2 separate regions of the Mus musculus genome follow, and region 2 is linked to region 1. A link is a loop called in an ENCODE intact Hi-C map of the cell type or tissue named here. Cell type or tissue: left cerebral cortex. All regions are shown on one strand. Each heading gives the region's core, and the rest is flanking DNA. Links, peaks and the distances in the headings are about the cores only. Region 1 has its middle 170 kb from the start of Gm52576. Region 2 overlaps Acvr2a (activin receptor IIA).

Region 1 (4,401 bases), core at 257-4,256:
TGCCCAACCCTCTGCTTGGGACTTGGGGTACACTGGAAAAGGTAATACCATGAGTTCTTACAATAGGATATTTTCATCTACAAGCTGCCAACAAACCAGGCTGCCATCTAAACGTACTATTTACAAGGTGTTTGGATCAGAAAGCCACTGTCTCAAGACTAAGGAATAAAATCTTTGAAGTCTCTCTGAGCCTAATGGAGAAACACCTTCTGGCCAGGAGCTAAATGTTTAGAAACAATTGAAAATAGATCCATTATCATTAGGATAAAACTAACCTGTGCACACATATTAAAGCATAAGAGCACCTCCTCAAGCACACACACACACACACATACGCACACACACACACACACACACACATGAATAATTGGTCCCTAATTGATGAGACTCTTTGGTAAGGATTTGGAGATGTGACCTTGTTAGAGGAAGGGTGCCTCTAGGGAGGGATTTGAGGTTTCAAAAGCCCAGGCCATCTCTAATTCATCCTCTCTCTCTCTCTCTCTCTCTCTCTCTCTCTCTCTCTCTCTCTCTCTCTCTCTCTCTCCTGCCTTCTATTTGCATATAAGTATATGAGATTCCTGTCCCCTTTTTTGGTCTCTTTTCTTTCCATTTCTTGTTTGTTTGTTTATTTGTTTGCTCTTCTTCTACTCCTATGTGTTAGTTTTTGTTGTATCTTAATTTATATTTACTATATTATATTATTTATAATCTCTAAATCATATTTGGTTTCTAATCAGAAACAGAAAGAGTGTTGATCCAGGTATATGTGGAGGTATGGAGGAACTGGTAGGCGTAGAGAAAGGAAAAACTATAATCAGGATATATTATATTAAAAAATTTTAATTTTCAACAAAAGGAAAATCCAAATAAATAAAACACTTAAACTTAGCTATTTCTTCAGCACCATGACTGCCTGCCATGCTGCCTGCCTGCTGCCTGCCTGCCTGCTGCCTGTAATGCTCCCTGACAGGATGGTCATGGACTCAACCTTTGAAACTATTAAGACCAATAAACTTTATTTTATAAGTTGCTTTGGTCATGTGTTTTTGTCTTAGCAACTAAAAAAATAACTAAGGTGGTATCCGTAACGCAGTGATTCTAGAACTAACATTTCCTGGTGCTCGCTGTGTTTCTCTGGATTAGTAAAAAGTGGTAATGACTATACTTAGCTCTTAGACCAAGGTGACGTATGCTGAACAACGGTTTAAAAAGTATAAGTCGACATAAGAAAATAGCCTTCTGGACCTTGTAGAACATTCTCAGGAGACAGTTCCCTGTATTGACTCTAGACAGGGAGTGTGATTCTCTTTGTTAATAGCCCCAACATTACCACAGCAGTTAATTTAAATTGCTTCTCTTTCATTTAAATTTCCTGAAGTTAAAATTCTAGGGGCAGATTCTAACATCAAATTCAGTTTTTGAAAAAGAGAAATACCTTTAAAATTAAATGACATTGTACTTAAAATATAGATGAGACAAAAATCACAAAATTAACATGCCAATAAATTAGTATTTAAAAATAAATAAATAAAGACTGGAATATTCCAATTCTTTGTTTGGCAAATAATGTTTTTTAGAGCCATTGTTCGCTGCTGTGAATAGATATATTGTGTTTTAATTCATTTGCTTTGTAAAATCATAAGACTCTGGGCATGTTTGAATTCACTATAAAACAGCCAATTCCCCAAGCCATTACATTTAGAGACTGTTATTTGATCCAGCTTTCATCCCTTCTACATTGATCTGTGTGGAAGAGCCTGAAGCTTTTGTCTTCCAAAGCCGATTGTAGTTTGCATTGTTTCCATTAGATGGCGCAGGAGATATTTTTAAGCACTCAACAAACAGGAACCTGTGAGATCTCTGTACTTGATCAACTACTATGTAAACATCAGCAATTCAAGCACCTTTGTAGAAGGAATCTGATTCAAAGTGTTTCCAGGGAGGAGTTATTTTATGACTTGTGAACCATCGTTCTTAAATGCACCAATAAGGTGACGCCACATCGCTGGCAATTGAACTCAGTTGTCTCTTGGTTTACAGCCTGATTTCTTTTCAAACCTGGAGAAAATAAACAGTTACAGCAAGTGTTGCAAAACATGTGGGAGGGGCACATTTACAATGAGGAACCGGGCTCGAAGCTAAAGCCCAAACTATATTAATCACACAGTTCTAAACTCTTCCCAGCTGTGCGTAATCACCAGCACTTGTTTGCAGTCCATACGTAGCTATTTTTGGCATTGCTCTCCCAGTCTTTCTACTCACACCGACACTTTTTTTCTTTGACTAATTGAGGGTAATATGTTTTTTAATACTTTGACGAAATGTAAACCTTGTCATGTCTAACTGGCAATGTTCCATGTGCCCATCCTTCTGATCATACATGTATGCATGCCTGCTTTTAGGGCTCCCTATGAGAATTGTATGGCTTTGGGCCTGTTCTGCTATTGTTAACCTTAAGTGTCTAATTTCCGTTTTCCTCTTCTGTAGTAACCTAAACATTGATGACTTCAGTCCAAGCCCCACTTGGAAAACTGTACCTGAGGTAAGCATCAGGCCATGTGGCTTTGCTCACAAGCAGACTGCTTCAAGTATTTCTCCAGCAAATGATGCCATAAGTGAAATGAAAGGGAAGGCAGAGGGGCTAGATTGTGAGTCCTATCTGTCTCCTTTAATGTGATCTATCAGTGATGAAGAGTGAGAGTGGAACTGTTATTTATATGCCACCCCATTACAACAGAAGTGGATGTTTCTAACATGAATCTAGGACTCGAGGTAAAACACCTTGAAGAACAGTCCTGTAAACAGAGTCTTCCTTCAGAGGATGTCGTGGATTCAAAACCGGGCAGAAGTGGTGAATGCCTGTAATCCCAGCACTCGGGAGGCTGAGGCAGGCAGATTTCTGAGTTCGAGGCCAGCCTGGTCTACAGAGTAAGTTCCAGGACAGTCAGGGCAATACAGAGAAACCCTGTCTTGAAAAACTTAAAAGAAAGAAAGAAAGAAAGAAAGAAAGAAAGAAAGAAAGAAAGAAAGAAAGAAAGAAAGAAAGAAAGAAAGAAACCAGAGTTTTGGTGGCTGTTTATGGGATGGATCCCCAGGTGCATCAGTCTCTGGATGGTTCTTCCTTCCAACACAGCTCCAAACTTTGTCTCTGTAACTCCTTCCATGGGTGTTTTGTTCCCCATTCTAAGGAGGAACAAAGTATCCACACTTTGGTTTTCCCTCTTCTTGAGTTTCATGTGTTTTGCAAATTGGATCTTGGGTATTCTAAGTTTCTGGGCTAATATCCACTTATCAGTGAGTACAAATCATGTGAGTTCTTTTGTGATTGGGTTACCTCACTCAGGATGATATCCTCCAGATCCATCCATCCATTTGCCTAAGAATTTCATAAATTTATTGTTTTTAATAGCTGAGTAGTACTCCATTGTGTAAATGTACCACATTTTCTGTATCCATTCCTCTGTTAAGGGACATCTGGGTTTTTTTCCAGCAGACACCGTTGCATATACCAGCAAGATTTTGCTGACAGGACCCTGATATAACTATTTCTTGTAAGGCTATACCAGTGCCTGGCAAATACAGAAGTGGATGCTCACAGTCATCTATTGAATGGAATACAGGGCCCCCAATAGAGGAGCTAGAGAAAGTAACCAAGGAACTAAAGGGGTCTGCAACCCTATAGGAGGAACAACAGTATGAACTAACCAGTACCCCCAGAGCTCGTGTCTCTAGATGCATACGTAGCAGAAGATGGCCTAGTCAGCCATCATTAGGAGGAGAGGCCCTTGGTCTTGTGAAGATCATATGCCCCAGTACAGGGGAATGCCAGGGTCAGGAAGCAGGAGTGGGTAGGTTGGGGAGCAGGGCAGAGGGAGGGTATAGGGGACTTTTGGGATAGCATTTGAAATATAAATGAAGAAAATATCTAATTTTTAAAAAAAAGAAAGAAAGAAACAAGGGGATTGGAAGGTGAGCTCAGGTGGCTTGCTTAACTTGCTAATGAATTGGAAAAGCATGAGCAGTGAACTCTGTGAGGTTTTTATTAAGTGTAAACCTGTGTCTATCAGAAGTCTTTCATGGTAATCCCAATGGCAGATTTCACTTCGCACAATTAACATGGCTTATCAGCTCAAAGAGAGCCAACTGTAACACAAAAAGAAACAAAACCAGCATAAAGAAGGCAATTGTAAAATGTGAGGTTGACTGTGCTGTGGTGGTTTTACACAGGACTCAGGATGGGTTTGGCATGGAGCAGCTGAGTCATCATGTGTGAACTCACACGTAAACCATGGTGACAAGCTTTAGTTGTCCTTGAACTTCATGGCAGAATCGTCTTCTTTGGGTTACCTTACTTGTAGAAATCAGGTACATTGCAAGACAAAGTTATTTCTTCTATATATG
Region 2 (4,401 bases), core at 72-4,071, 870 kb after region 1:
TCCAGGACAGCCAGGGCTACACAGAGAAACCCTGTCTCAAAAAAAGTATAATGTCCTTGCTGGGCTTCGCTTAGACCCTCTTTATGATGTTGAAGAAGTTCTTTTTTTAATTCCAAGTATGCTGTTGTTGTTAATTATAAATGGGTGTTAAATTTTATCTGATGTTTCTTCTGTGTTGGTTTATGTGCTTATATTAATTTTCACTAGACTGCAGTGACTAAGTTTGAATGCTGAACTAGCCTTGCATAGCTGAAGTAAGATGTGGTGTCTTAGTTTTCATTTTTTTAAATACATTATTAGATTGTGTTTGCTAACATTTTGTTAAGAACTTAACATCCAAGTTAGTGGCCTGTTTTTCCTCTGCTGTTACTTTATATAAGTGTGGTACAATTTCACAGTCATATTGAAATTAATTAGTTGATTGAAATGAGTTTTTACTTTCAAATGAATAAGGAAGTATTGTTTTTAATCCAGAAGTGATTGTGTATAAAACTAGCATTGTTATATTATTTTAATATTTGGTGCCAAAAACCAAATTACATGAAAGGCAATCTTTTAGGTGAAATTTCTTTTCTTTATATGGAAAAGTGTTTTTGATTTGATTGTCTTGGGTGTTTTTTTTTTTTTTTTTGTTCTACCAAATTTCAAATCCTTTTTATAGCTTGTTTTAATTTTTTTCCTAGTGGTAAGAAAACGAAGCAGTTAATGCTAGTTATCAGTGCAAGTACTTTACATGAAATGGTGCATAAGCTACTGAGATGCTTGATTGTGATTAGAGTTTCTGATTTTCTACAGTTGGACTTGAATTATGGATCTAGAGAAAAATGTGGACACTGAATTAGCCTGCTTAATTTATTGATGTGGAAAGAGGTAGTGAAGGATTTGTTTGCTTGTTCAAGGTTAGATATGAGGTTGTAGGTTTAGTCCAGAAACTTTAAGCTAGGAAGGATTATTAGGTCTTCCATGAGGGGGAAAAAAACAAAACACATAGATATATAAATATGTAGTATGCGTATGTGTGTGCATGTGTGTGGTTAAGTTACTGCCTCTTTTCCAGATACAGAAAATGACACCAAGAATGCATGAAACAGCATGCAAGAGTGTGCCTTGCATGCACACTTTTATGCCTAATTGTTTCTTTAAAAAATGGCAGCTTGGACTATTTGGAATTATTTTGGTAGAATAAATTTAGGGAGAGAGGCTTAACATTTCAGAAACCATTAGATTAGAATGTACCATCTGAACAATAGTATCCTAGTATAGAACTTTTTGAAATCACAATGTGAACATTAAGACTTTAAAAAAATAGATACATTTAGTATGTTTTCATAAGTATCATGCTATTTTATTTATTGTTTTGGTAGGGAATGTATGGGACAGAGGCTAGTTACCCAACTAGCTTCAGAAGAAGGGAGGAAGATTGTCAGATGTTTTCTTATAAGCAATTTTCTTTACCTATGGAGGAAAAAATGATGGTCTGGATCTAGGAAATCATCCTGAGAATGGGTTTAACATTAAAAGATAAATGTTAGAAGTTTTTTTCACAGTGATTAAAGTGACGATTTGTTTGTCTTTTGTCTACAAACATAATACTGATGTTTCCCCTTCCTTGTCATCCCTATGTGCTACAAAATTTTCTTCAGACTCTCAGTAGAATACTTCAAAAAGCTACTGTTCATTGACTGGAAACCAAAAGTGCTGCCCATTTGGTACTTTGTCTACAAGCAGTGTTCGTTTGTTTTGGTCATAATTTAGTTAAGATATTCCTGTGCTTCAATGAACTCCTCTTTTGAAAATTGAAAATAGCCATGCAATACTTTTTTATTACTTTTATTTTTCTACAGTCATTACCCTCCTCCAGGTCTGCCCTTCCACAGTTCCTCATCCCATTCGTCCTCCCCACTGTCTCCAAGAGGATCCCTGGCCCTGCTCCCCAACCCCCAGGCTTGCATATTCCCATTCATTCTGCTGGCCCCCAGGGCTTTTCTCCTGCTCCCCCCTCCAATACCTGATCATGTTCCCCTTTTTCCCTCCCTTCCCCTCACCCACCCAGGTTCCTCCCTCCCTCTGCCTCCCATGATTGCTTTCTTCTGCCTCCCATGATTGCTTTCTTCTGCCTCCCATGAGTTAAGTGGAGAGGAAAGCACACAAAACACCCATCTAACAAATCAAACAAAGGCAGGTCAGCCAGTCTCTTGGCAATGCTTTAAGAGGGAGTTGCTGCTCACACAACCTGTGGGCCAGATGCATCCCAGAATGAATTTCTTTATTTAAGTGTTTGGAAAAAATATCAAGGATAATAGTTTGTGAGATGTTAAAAATGACAAAAAGTTTAGTTTTTCATCTGCATAAATAAAGTTTTATTGGAATACAAACTCTGTTCATTCATTTAGTGTCTATGGATACTTTCGTACTTCCCAAGCAGAGTAGTTGCTTGTGCAGACCATATGGCCTGCACAGCCTAAAATACATACTGTCTGGACCTTTACAGAACGCTTGCCATCCCTGTTTTAAGATAAGAGTGTGGGCAGTACATGCTTTTAGAATTTTTAGTACAAGAGAAACTTGGTTTGCTCGTGTTTTGAAGAAGTTTCTGAAAAGAAATAACTTAGAAAATGTTGCTGATGTGTCCAGATAAATAGTAGTAGCAGACCTTCTCTAGAATACAGATGCCATAGCTATCATATAGTTTGCACTATGTCATTTCATGACAGCATTTCTGCACATAGACACTACAAACTCATAATTACATCTCTGTTAGTACATTCTGTTAGTACATTGTAGAACAGCTGTTCCCAAGACTTACTTAGGTTCTTAGAGTTAAGAAACTTGTGTTAGTTTGTTGTTGCTAGGACAACATACCAGCCGTCAATGACTTAAAAGATTTATGCTGCTGGATCCCTGTTTTCTTGTCTCAGACACTTGTTGGTTGGTTTCATTGCTGTGGACCTTAGTATAGACGTGAACCTTATGAATGGGACTGTGCAGTCTAGCCACACAGTTCATGGCAGACAAGAAGCAGAGTGAGAGAAGAGCTGGGGAGAAGGGGTTGTGTCCCAAGTGACCTATTTCACTAGGCCCCCAGGGATCTTGTAAAATACCACACTGTAGGGCACTAACATGGGATTAACTCATTGGTTGTATCAGAGACCTCAGTGTCTAGTCACCTCCCAATAATGCCACATCTGGGGACCAAATCTTCAACACATGAGCCTTTTGGGCAGATATTTCCTGGCCATAGCACAACTACTCTGAGAGTTTTTTTTCTTTTAAATGCAGATTGTATGTTTTCCATGTTAGAAATGAGGACATTTTCAAATGGCAGTTTGTTAAATGGCAGGTGTCCATTCTACATTAGTAAAAGAAATCTTTATGAAAAATATTTTCTGAATCAAAAAGAAATGTGATGTTTTTGTAACTTTCATGATCTTTAGGTAGAAAACAATAGGATTCCTTATCTATCTTTTTTTTATTTAGCTACCAATATATGTTACTTTGATTGTTGTATTATTTTGGTCTATCCATACACAATTAACTAGTTAGAAAAGAGAAAATATTTTAATAATTTATTTAGAGACTTACATCTTTTATATGATACCAAAATTCACAAAGTAGCCTCATTTTAAAAAAAAAAAATCAGTTGATCCTTCTCAGCTTGAGTGTTTTTTTACACATGAATGCTTTGTAACATTACATTAATTCTTTTATAAAATAATGATTCTCTGAATTATGTGGATCTTCTGGTTATTGGCTCATTTCATTATTCAGAATTTAAAGGCTACTTTTGTTACTATTACCACTGATACCATTGTCACATGTTATCCTAATGCTAGTAGTTGCAAATCTTTCCTCACAAATCCTGTTTTTACCAACAGATTCCAATTTTACCACTGGCAATGCATATTAATATAAATTGCTTTACTGGAGTTAACAGACTCACTTTTGAGAGCATGTCTGCCAGATTTGAAAGTCTCCATGGCCCTGGTTTGTTTAGTCTACAAAGTTGAAGGTGCTACAGCCAAACTATACAGAGAATTGTGTTTTCTTAGGTTGCATTATGTCACACAAAATATTAAAAAGGAGGTCTAACCATGGAAGGGTTGAAAGGTAATAAAATTAACAATTTTTGCTACTTTTTGTATGTTTAAATGAAACTGACATTTTCAAGAGAAATTTTGTGATATATGTAGGCAATTTAGATTACTGTGGTTATTTTTATGCCTAAAGCATGGCCATTCAAATGCAAAGTTGCAGCATTAGGGAATAGAGCTTTGGACATTGCAAGAGTACCTTAAGTAGCTTCCTGCTTCAGATCCTTGACCTTAGGAGTATATATTTACATTAAGTTTTCTGTTACCTTACAGGTGCTATACTTGGCAGATCAGAAACTCAGGAGTGTCT

Evidence for each region. A loop is a pair of places that touch in the nucleus more often than their neighbours do. Peaks named below come from ENCODE experiments on the same cell type or tissue, not always from the same donor. Only the 100,000 strongest peaks of a DNase experiment are listed, where the experiment ranks them.
Region 2: a loop joins it to region 1, with 4 times the contacts of the local background. A loop is called at or near these places in 2 of 42 quality-filtered maps.

What each region holds. Positions count from the first base shown.
Region 1 is chr2:48,000,172-48,004,572 of GRCm38, forward strand. No RefSeq gene overlaps it. Among named protein-coding and RNA genes, the nearest start is that of Gm52576, 170 kb to the left of the region's middle. In left cerebral cortex, for the core only: a CTCF peak has its summit at 1,799 (motif pointing right); DNase peaks (open chromatin) are centred at 1,810 and 2,157.
Region 2 is chr2:48,865,925-48,870,325 of GRCm38, forward strand. Acvr2a (activin receptor IIA) reads left to right here. Exons shown (of 11, transcript NM_007396.4): 2 at 4,365-4,401. Among named protein-coding and RNA genes, the nearest start is that of Acvr2a, 54 kb to the left of the region's middle. In left cerebral cortex, for the core only: no CTCF peak of the experiment used is centred there; DNase peaks (open chromatin) are centred at 2,498 and 2,765.